2 separate regions of the Homo sapiens genome follow, and region 2 is linked to region 1. The links are chromatin loops, found by intact Hi-C in ENCODE. Cell type or tissue: heart left ventricle. All regions are shown on one strand. Links, peaks and the distances in the headings refer to the core of each region. The heading gives the core; the rest is flanking DNA. Region 1 overlaps PLXNA2 (plexin A2). Region 2 overlaps PLXNA2 (plexin A2).

Evidence for each region. Peaks named below come from ENCODE experiments on the same cell type or tissue, not always from the same donor. Only the 100,000 strongest peaks of a DNase experiment are listed, where the experiment ranks them.
Region 2: it touches region 1 in a loop (2.0-fold over the local background); 14 of 110 quality-filtered maps call a loop at or near these places.

Annotation. Positions count from the first base shown.
Region 1 is chr1:208,161,925-208,167,294 of GRCh38, forward strand. All of the region lies in intron 3 of PLXNA2 (plexin A2), which reads right to left. Among named protein-coding and RNA genes, the nearest start is that of PLXNA2, 80 kb to the right of the region's middle. In heart left ventricle, for the core only: a CTCF peak has its summit at 2,850; a DNase peak (open chromatin) is centred at 2,855; H3K27ac peaks cover 959 bases.
Region 2 is chr1:208,217,271-208,222,640 of GRCh38, forward strand. PLXNA2 (plexin A2) reads right to left here. Exons shown (of 32, transcript NM_025179.4): 2 at 1-732. The coding sequence starts at 652. All of the region lies in intron 3 of LOC105372884 (a long non-coding RNA gene), which reads left to right. Among named protein-coding and RNA genes, the nearest start is that of PLXNA2, 24 kb to the right of the region's middle. RefSeq lists an enhancer at 2,394-2,688. In heart left ventricle, for the core only: no CTCF peak of the experiment used is centred there; a DNase peak (open chromatin) is centred at 2,541; H3K4me3 peaks cover 242 bases; H3K27ac peaks cover 5,000 bases.

The DNA.
Region 1 (5,370 bases), core at 104-5,103:
TAAAAGGAGGAGTCTGAATGTGGCCTGGGTGCCTGGCAGGGTAGGTGCTGGGAGGAGAGGGGGAGCAGGAGCCAGCCTGTGTGTGCCTCAACTTGATCTCTCCCCTTCTTCGCCCTGGAGTCTCCATTGAGGCCAAGCGTAAATCCTGCTTGTAGCTCCTTAGAGCTCTCTATTTAAAGAACACGCAGCACCCTGTGTAGAAGCACAGCACCCTGATGGGAAGGTAGAAAAACCTGCCTCATTAGGAAAGGCCAAAGGGCTCAGGACAGCTGACATCCATTAGCAGGAAGGGCAGAAGGCTGAGGGTGATTGGAAAATGTGACTCAGTGATATGCCAAGGGAAGACTGGAGATGACACTGACCATCTGTTCTTCTCCAAAGAGGAGGTAGAAATAGCATTTGTATTGGAGCAGGAGAGATGTGAGCTAGACCTGGGTATTACATTCCTGACTGCTAGGTTTCCAGAGCTGTTTCTAGCTGTGTGATTTGGGCAAGTCCTTCAGTTTATTGGGCCTCAGTTGACTGATATATAAAATTAGCATTTACTCAAGGTGAGCCCTGAGGTCCTTTCTAGCTTTGGCCCTTTGTGCTTCTTTCTTTGAGGAGACTATGGGGAGAAGCAGAATCTTTTTAGGGGAGTACAAAGATGAATCCTGCATGCTTCTTGATCTCCAGGAGTTCACAATCAGGCAAGGAAGGCAGATAAACTATGAAATAAACATAATAACAAACAGGTACTGTTCCGTGTGCTTTACCTGTATGAAGACATTAAATGCCTACAATAGCTCTATGAGGTAGGTCCTGTTATTATCTCTGTATGCCTGATGAAGAAAGTAAGGCATTGAGAGGTTAAGTAGCTTGCCCAAAGTCATACTCCTAGTAAGAACAGAGCCAGGTTTTGAGCTCAAATAATCCCACTCCAAAGTCTGTGACATTCACCACTGTGCACACTGCCTCTAACAAAGAAATACAAGCAACTCACATACAAGGCTGACTCTGCTAAGTGCTGTAACCAATGATAAGAAATGTGGGATTATAGAGGGGCAAATCAGGAAGGCTTCACTGAGGAGGTGTGATATAACTTAAACCTGAAAGGACAGGGCACTTCATCAGGCAGAGAGAGGGAGGCATGGCAGGGACAGCTTGAGTCAAGACATAGGCATGGACTGACCCTTGAGCCAAGGCACAGGGGCACTTAGGGAAGAGGGAGGGATTGGCAAAGCTGGAAGAACAGGGTGTGAGTGTGGCAGAAGTGGCATGGGGAAGGGATGTAGGGAGGGATAAACTGTTTCTGGTGGAGGGATGCCAAGACCTTGCTCAAGAGACTCAGCTATACCCTACCTACAAGCTGCGGAGAGCCATTAAATGATATAAAAAATGTGAAAGCTAACTTAGAGAAGGCAGGGCAGGAGCCAGCACAAGTTCAAGAATAGATAATAAAAGTCTCAGCCTGGGCTGGGGGAGGGAGGTGGAAAGGAGGGCAGGTGAGGGAAAAGATGAACAGACAAGATTTGGCAGCAAACTCAATGTGGGAAATGAGAGAGAGGGAGCAGTATGGGAGTTAGAGAGCTCACCTTTGCCTGGGATGGCTGGTGGGAAATGTGGATGGGTGGCCCCAAGGGGCATGGGGTAGGGAGCTCTAAACTGTGCATATTAGGGATGAGACAGAGAGGCTGACAAAGCATTTACAATTCAGCTTAAATATTGCTTCCCCAGGAAGCTTTTCCTGATCCCTTTTCTCCCAGTAGTTCTGGTTCCCTAGTTACAGGTTCCCATGCTGCTTATTGAACTTTGGACATCTCTACAACACTGGCCAGCCATGTAATAAGCAGTTATTTGTGCAACAACTTGCTGGTGTCCTTTCTCCCAACCATCCTTTGTTTTGTTGAGTTTGGTGTCCCCAGTGCTGAACACAGTGCCTGGCAAGTCGATGCTCCATAAATTCTTGCTAAATGAATTGATGATCTCTGCCTCTGGGCCAGATGCCCTTCTCCCACTCTTGGATGTCAGCATGTGGGGGGCTTCTCATCACCACCCCCACAAAGGGGCCGCTTCCCCCCATGGAGCACAGGAAGGCAGGTGTATTCATGTGTTCACCTGTCCACTCTGCCCACACTTGTGGGTTCTGACGCTTCCATACAGTGTTGCCGCATGGCAATAATGAACAATTTAGCATGGAAATTGACCTTAGCAGGAAGGGGCTGGCATGTGTGTGCCCCATTAGAGAGCATTTGGTTAGGGGACACCTTTAGCCCTGCAGGCTACAGGGGAAGACTTCTGTGATTCCCCTTCCTGGGCAAGCCCCTCCCAGCCCAATCCACCTCTGCCTCTTTTTTGTTCCCCAAAACCCTCTTCTGCTCCATTCACCACCAACATCTACCTGAGGAGGCGGAAGAGGAGAAACAAGAGCTCTGCCCCTACTCCCTGAACCCTGTTCAGGACTCTGCAGTTCTTTGCTCCGCATGCCCTAATGCAAAAGGTAAGAGCAGAGGTGAGCCTTCCTTCCCTTCCCTCTCATAGGGAGGTTTAGTACCAGTTGCTTTTTGGTGGTGTCTTCCATTGAGGGCCAGTTCCAGACACCTTCTAAGAAATACTTTCTTTCCAAATCCCCACAGAATTTGGAGGGAAAAGGGAAGATGAAAGTATCTGATACCCTTAGAAGTGGAATAATTTGGCTCCTTAAAAAGCCAGGGCAGGGACCATCTTTGAAAACACCTAAGATAGAGAAAACAAACTCTGTTTTAGAGGCTGGGCTGAGTGAAGAAGCTGGAGCTCCCTTCATGCAGGTGCCAAACCCAGCCCTCCTCGCCTTCAGATCCCTGGGCGTCAGTCCGGCAGCGGCTCCCTGGGGGCAGAGGAGGGAGCTCCTGAGGAAGTACTTAGCAGGCGCTGCCTGACTCTAGCGGCACTAACGGATTCTCTTATCTCGCCGGGACCCTTGTCTGCAGATCGGCAAAGCTGCAAGGAGGTGGCAGGTTAAAAATACTCTGTTAGCAAAGAGGCTTAGGTGGGGGCCTTGCCAGGGGAATTACAGTGATGAGAGGCCTCTGAGGCGGGAAGTCAGGGACGGAACCAAAGCTGCTGGACCCTCCGCTTCTCTTGTGCCCCCTGTTTGAATTTGCCGCAATGATTGGCAAAGGCCTGTGGAGATGGAGGGATTAATGTTGCCTCTTTTCTAAGGCCTGGGGAGCCATGTAGCAAATGAGGACCATGGCAGTCACCTGGCCTCCCTCCTTCTCAGCCTGGAGCTTGGGCATCCTTGGCATGCCAGCAGATCTCTGGTGGGTGCACCCAAGCCCTCATTCATCTTATAGCTTATGTTCTCTTACCCAGGAAAAGGAAGTAAGTCTCAGAGGGGAGGAAATAATAGTACCCTGTGTTTAGAGAATGTTTGTACTGTGTCTGAGTGTTTCTACATAGAATACCTCATTGCACCCTCACAGCATGCCTGTGAGGTGAGGATTACTACCCCGGTTTTATATTTGGGGAAACAAGGCTCTGAGAGTTTATGAGACTTGCCCAAAGTCACACATCTAGGAAGTGGCAGCGTGGACTTCAGTAAGGGCTTTCTGATGTCCTCTCTAGGGCTCTTCCTGTATCCTCCATTCTCTCCACGATTTTGTTCGCCTTAACCCTCCCATTAGGAAAACAACAACGGGGCAGCTTTCGTCAATAGCCTCTTTCAACTTCATCTGTCTCAAAACCCCGCAAGCCCAGCTACCCCTATGTGGTCTGGGGCTGGTCCAACCCTAAGCTGGTCTTGGGGTCCCTGGTCTCCACTCCCTCAGGACCAGAAGGCAGCTTGAGCAGTGGCGTCCCTGCCTCACCTCAGAACTACAGAGTTCCAGGACTGAGAGCGGCCTCAAGCCTCCGGTGACTTCATCCTCTCCCACGTGGGCCAGGACATCTGGGTCTCATTTTTTGATCAGAGAGAACAAATGTTCTACAACTCCCATTGGCAAGCTGATTCAGTGCTTACTGTACTCCTCCCTCCTGCTCAGAAAGGTCCCCACTAAGGTTTGACTTCCTGCTACAGCTGAGGGCTCTTTCTTCCATACCGATGAACTGAGAGTTACTTCCCATGCGTAGGCCTCATCTCTAATTGTCCAAGGAGAGAGAACTCTGAAAAGGGAACCCCTCCTTCCCCACCACCCCACCTTTACAAAGAAATCATAAGGGCAGATTATGTTTCTCACATTAAACACAACACAGAAAGGAATCAACCACAATAGTGAGATTTTGAAAAAGGGAAAAAAATCTCGATAACATCAGCAACTAGTGATGGGAGTTCCATTCCCAGTCACAGATTTGCTACAACACACCTTCTCTCCGAGAGATTTCTGGCTTAGGTGACTGTCCTAAGAGCAGATGTTAGGCTGGCTTGGACCTAAGGCAGCCAACTGGTCTGCATTGCTGGAACCCTCAGCAGGCTCAGCCCACTGAGCTGGCAGCAGGGATCCCAAAAGACAAAAAGACATGATCATTGACCTGCAGGTACTTCCTGAAGATCCAATAAGGAAGGCATTCAAATACAGCTTGAATGCCTCCTGTGCAAAGTATGGTGCTATGCACAGAATGCTGAGTATGATCTAGTCTTTGACCTTAGCAGCTTGTTTTGAGAGGGAGCAATACAGGTAACTAAGAGGCTTAATGACAAATGCACATGGAGCAGTTTGGAAAATGCCTCTGAGTTCAAAAGAATGAGAGATAAAGTCCATGGGTTCCAGGGTGAGGAAAGGAAAATCAACAAATGTACAAAGTTTATAACAATGAAAACCGCAAAGAACACAGAATGAGAACTTCATGCATTGATGTAAGAATTAAAGGTGCCATGTGGAGTGGGAGGAGAGGGGAAACACATATTGAAAGAAACCTAGAAGGAAGGGTCTCTTTGTAAATAGATGGATTCTAAACCTCTGGTTTCGGTTCCTCACACTTCACCTGGCTTAGGCATAGCACTCCTTCCTCCTCACTCCAAACCATGAAGCTCTCAGCACAATGGAATTCTGTGTGTTGCTGCAACTCCGCACCTGAGTCTGCACCTGGGGCTACTGAATGAGAGAGGGAGTTCCCAAAATAGAGAGCAGAGCTTGGGGCTACGTTGGAATGTCAGTTTGCTGACTGCCAGCCTCTCTAGGTTGCTGGGGATAAGCATCAACTAGGCAAAGGAAATCCATGTATGATTTCCAAGCTTCACTTATCTCAGTGCTGAATTTTAACCTTATTCTCTCAGTAAATCTTGGACCACAGCTCCTAATGAGGACTCCCCTGACTATGGCGATTTTATATTTTCTGGAAGAAAAGGCTGAGAGGAAGAGAGGAACAGGAAGGGAGAAAAGAACACCAGGAAAATCTCTGCCCTCTCTCCCA
Region 2 (5,370 bases), core at 275-5,274, 56 kb after region 1:
GTAGCTCATAGTCGAGCATGGCTGAGGACTCAGGGTCTCGGGGCAGCTTCCGGCTGGACAGGGTCGGGAAGTAATCCTGCTTCCCATCCACAGCCGTGCCGATGAAGAGCTTGCCATCCTCACCCTCAGAGCGCACAATCACCCCGTACATGGTGCCCGTCTTGTTGACACTGGACAGGTAGTGCTCCTTCTTGTGGGATGGCTCCACCAGGATGAAGAGGTCATCCAGCCGCAGCAGCTTGCAGACCCCCTGGTAGAGGCTCCCACAGGCCAGCAGGCGGTTCTCAGAGTAGTCAATGATGAGCAGCTTGTTGACATTGTTGGTGAGGGTGAGCACTTCGCTGCAGGGCTGCACGATGAGGGGCGGGTAACAAGACTTGTTGTCCTCTTCTGGCCCTGTCTTATGAGCCACCTGGATGGTCAGGTTGCCTGTCAGCTTATAGACCCGGTTGATGGCCCCCACATAGACGGCCCCCGTCCCTTGGTGGACGGTCAAGTGGTTGAAGGTCCAGTCACGATTCTCAGAGTGGAAGGTGCTGAACTGAGGCATGCCGGCTGCTGGGGGGGCCAGCAGCACCCAGACCACTGAGAGCAGGACCACAGAGCGGCTGTCCACCTCCAGGGCCCGGGGCCAGGGCCGCCTCTGTTCCATGCTGAGAGGGGCGGCGGTGAGGAGACGGCTCCTGTGTGTGCTCATCTGCTCCACCTTCCCCGGTTGGCCCTCACATGATTCTGCAAAACACAAGGCAGAGTGGTCAGACCAAAAATAATTTCCGGGAGGAGCAAAGAGGCTGGCCTGACCCAGGGTCCCCATCCTGGTTTAGCTCTGTGAGTCTCCTCCTTCTGCATTTTGGTTTTTCTATTTTTAACATACTTTCTCCCTCTTAGGAATGTTCAGGGAATCCTGTTATCTATTTTGGTCTCTAGCCTTTATGCTATAAAATACTTGCTTTTTTTAAAATTTTATTTTACAAAGCATCTCTATTTCTGGCCCCTTAAGCCATCGTTTTCATCTCCCAGAGAGGTTAAAAGGCTGTTGAAGTTCACCCAGCCAGTCAATTTGATATTAGGACTAAACCCAGTCTTCCCTATCCTACCGGCACGTCTTATCCCAGCCCAGTGGAAGTCGCTCCTGTTTTTTGAAAGCTTGTTAGGCAGGCCCTCCCCCAGGCTCTCCAGGTCAACTGCTCCCAGAGTCTGATATTGCACACAAAATTCCTTCCTATTTTAGACTTCCATCACCTCACTCCGCTGCATCTCTTCACTTTCTCATGCTCTGTTATCCACAGAGAGGCAAGGAGCTGGTCACCCTGAGTGAGAGTGCCCTGCTCTGCCCTCAGCCCTTTCTTCTCCAGCAAGAAGAACCCCTGATCACTAGCTGTTAGAACAGCTGTTAGAACTTGTTAGGAAAGGGAAAAATGTTGTAGCCAACAAGACTGGGATTCCCACATGTGCCATTCCGGAGCCGGAAAAGCCCTCGGGAGACAGGCAGATCTCTTGAGATTCCCCCATCCTTCTCAAGGTGGACGCCCAGCTGCTGCCAGGTAGCCAGGTCCTCGGGAAATTGCTTCAACCTCTGCCTCTCTGCAGGCAGAGCACATGGGAAGCCAGGACACACAGAGAACCAGTCTCCTTGCTAGGGGTTACTGGCTGGCTGAGTCCAGCTTCAGCCACCTGGGGCAGGGGTACCAGATTTGGGAGAATGTGGGGAGCAGCAAAGGGTGGTGAGGTGAGATTCAGTCTCATTTCAGGCACTGCTGGGGCCTCCTGACTGTTTCAGCATCCATGAAATCACCAGCGGGCCTCAGTGGGCCATGCTCGAAGCCCAGTCTCTAGCCCTGACTCCTTTACTCTTCCCCCTGCCTCCTGACTCCCAGGCTTTAAGGCTCCTCCACTTCCAGAGCCTTGGTGCTTATTCTTCCCTGTTCCAAGGAAGCTGCCCAGAGGGGCAAGGTGGGGCTCCTGAGGACAGCCTGTAGCCAGGGGCAGTCTGGGCCAGGGGCAGGAAGTCAGAGAGCAGAGCCTGGAGGTCAGAGAGCAGGACCTGGAGGTCAGAGAGCAGGGCCTGTTCCATCACTATCATGGTACTGTCCTGACTTATGGAGAGGGACAGTGGGAAGTGACTGCGGCACCAGGAGAAGGCAGCGAGCTGTCCGGCAGAGAAAGCTTTTCTCAGCTGGAAGATCATCCAGCAACCTTCTCAGGCAAGTCCAGACAGAACTCTGGGCACATAAGGTGGCAGGGATGGAAACACCCGAAGGATGGAGAGTTTGCTCCAAGGCAGCTTAGGAGAGGCCTTTCTCCCTCAACTCCCCATTCTGGCTGGATTGGGTTATAATTAGAACAGACACCACTTAGAGAATCCCCTAGAGTTTCTTTAGGAACGACCCTTCCTCTTGTTCAGTTCTGCATCCTCGGCCTGGCAGCCACCGTGGTGCCACAGTAGGTCCCACCTAACTCCCTCCTCCAACCCGACTCCCCCAGGGTGTTCGGGGTGACTCATGAGGCCCTGGGCTTCCTTGGAAAGAGGAAGGCAACACCGGCATGAGACTCAGGCTGACCTCAGCTACTCCGACACAGCCCTTCCGGCCCCAGGCGCACACCGGCAAAGCCTCCCAACAGACAGGGCTTTCAGTTTGGAAACCAGAGGTTATTTTTAGCTATGTCCTGAGGCCGGTAGCAGGACGTGAATTCCTGAAGAGGAGCTGTGGAAAGGAAATAACAGAATCCTTAAATTCTCCAGCTGGATGGGGAATTGCAAGAGGCCATTCTCTGCCCCTGTCGCTGGGAAGAAAATCTCCTTGGGTTCCAGGTGGAGAGTGGTTCCTCCTTGAGGAGCCGCGAGGGGAGGAAGGGGGTTCTGGTAGCAGAGATAACATGGAAGGACTTAGTATGCGGTTAAGATCAGCCACCTCACCTCCCTGCTTGGTATCCTCCCAAGACACAGTTTGAATAGTGAGTGGCTTTTGTTGTTGTTAGACAGAATCTGGGAACAAATTTGGGATTTGAGGCAAGTCAAGTCTCATGTCCCTTTCTGGTAGAATGGGAATAACTACAGTATGTACCTTTCAAGTTGTCATGACAGTAAATGAGACAATATAGAGACCAACCTCTTAGCATGGTTGCAGGCACACAGTGAGCACTTAACTTATGTTAGTTTTTGTTATTATTATTATTATTGAGACAGAGTCTTGCTCTGTCGCCCAGGCTGGAGTGCAGTGGTATGATCTCAGCTCATTGAGACCTCCGCCTCCCTGGTTCAAGCGATTCTGCTGCCTCAGCCTCCACAGTAGATGGGACTACAGGCACGTGCCACCACACCCGCCTAATTTTTTTTTTTTTTTTGTATTTTTAGTAAAGACAGGGTTTCACCATGTTGGTCACACTGCTCTCAATCTCCTGACCTCGTGATCCACCTGCCTTGGCCTCCCAAAGTGCTGGGATTACAGGCGTGAGCCACTGCACCTGGCCTGTTATTGTCTTTGAAGACTCCACAGGAGATGGCACTTCTGAAATCCTGCCACAGCTCTTGACTTCTCTTTTTGCTTATATTCTTCCTTTCCCACCCACAATGAGATGAACACTGTGGGTGTGCCTTTGATCCCTAGGCCTCCCCGACCCAGTGACAGAGCTCAGTCTGGGAAGCATGTGGCAAGGGGAAAGAAATAGATCCAAGGTGATCTTCTTTGTCATACTACTGCACAAGTCCCAATATAGCCTCTCCGCAGACTGCAGGAAGGCTGGTGGAAACACAGGATCCTGAGAGTTAGACTGAGAATGAGAAACGTCCTGATGTCTAGAAGGCATGAGGTCACAGGGCAGGAAGAAAGGTGGGAGACTCAGGAACCCTGGGTTCACATTCTGCCTGTGTGACTCATGAATTATAGTGTCACTCACTTTAGACCAGTCTGGCATTTCCATGAGCCTATTTCTTGATCTTAAAACAAAAGGTATTTGAATTAGTCAACCTATAAGATTTCCTTTTTCAGATAAAATGCTACCTCGAAGCTTAGTTCCTTCAGTTCCTGGAGTCTGTGATTCCAATAGCAGCTGAGGTTTTTTGCTCCAACCTGGAGAGGCTGATTAGGTCAGGAGCTTTTTTCTTTTTCTGTTTTTTTTTTTTTTTTTTTTTTTTTTCAGGCCAGTAGTTCTAAACAGACCACTCCAGCTGGGCTGTTTTCCTCTCACCCTCATGCAGCATTTGCTTTGGGACAGGCCACTCCTGATAACCAGCCAAGTGAATTCATCTCACAGGACTCAGGGACTGCCCGCCTGGGAGCAGCTGTCATTGGACACTGGAGTCAAGAGGAGGCACAGTCTCCTGCAGTGAGGGGAGGTTTGCACCCCACCTTGGGAGTGTGGCCTTCATGAAGACAGCTGACTTCAAGGGCACGTTGAGAGCCTTCATCTTTCTATGCCAAATTGATGTGACTAAGTGGCTGTTCCAAGCAGAGCCCAGTGGGCAAAGATCAGGACTCCTATCCACATTCTGAGTAAGGGAGGATGGAGCCCACCTTTGTGCCTCTGGTGAGAGGCAGTGCGATATAACAATTAAATGCATGAGCTCTGAACTTAGGTGCCTGGACGCAAATGGAGCCTATAGCTGTGTACACTTGGTCAAGGTACTTAGCCATTCTATGATGTTATCTAACTATCTATATAAAATAGGTTTAGTACTAGTAGCTACGTCATAGGATTATTACAATGAAATCAGTTAATACATATAAAAGCACTTAGAACAGTTCATGGCCATCTTAAGTGTTTAAGATACATTAGCCTTTGTTATTAGCAATTTATTTGTCATTATTTCCAGCTCCTCACCTCCATCCATCCCATCATCTGTCTTAGAATGAATTTCCCATCCTCAGTTTGGTAGACACTGGTAAACAAACATGCATTTGACTTTGCATACCCAGTGTGACTTCCTCCTATCCCCAATTTTCTGCTAGTGTCAACCTCAGGAGTTTTCTCTTAATAATGATGCTTTCTTCTTTCTGTCACATCCCTCTCTGTTTAGTGCATGAAGTCACTTGTCACATGCATTCTCAAGAGCCAAAACTTGCCTAGTCTCTGTTCTACCAGTTTCCCTCTCTCCTACTCCAAGTCTCAAACCAGGTATGCTGCTCCAGGACTCTCGCCTGAACAAGAGAGTCTCCCAGCACATGTAACTCGGAGCGTTCCTGATGCCAAGGAGAGGCCACGCTTGCCTCTTTGGGAAGCAAGTGCCACTAAATATTTTATGTGGAGGGCCCGATGACACCATCTCCCCGATCAGGATTCAGGAGGCAGGTGTTAGTGACAGCTAGTGAAGGCATCTGATACCTTCCTGATCAGCTGCTGCGGGCGTCAGTGGCAAAGCAGGGAAGAAAT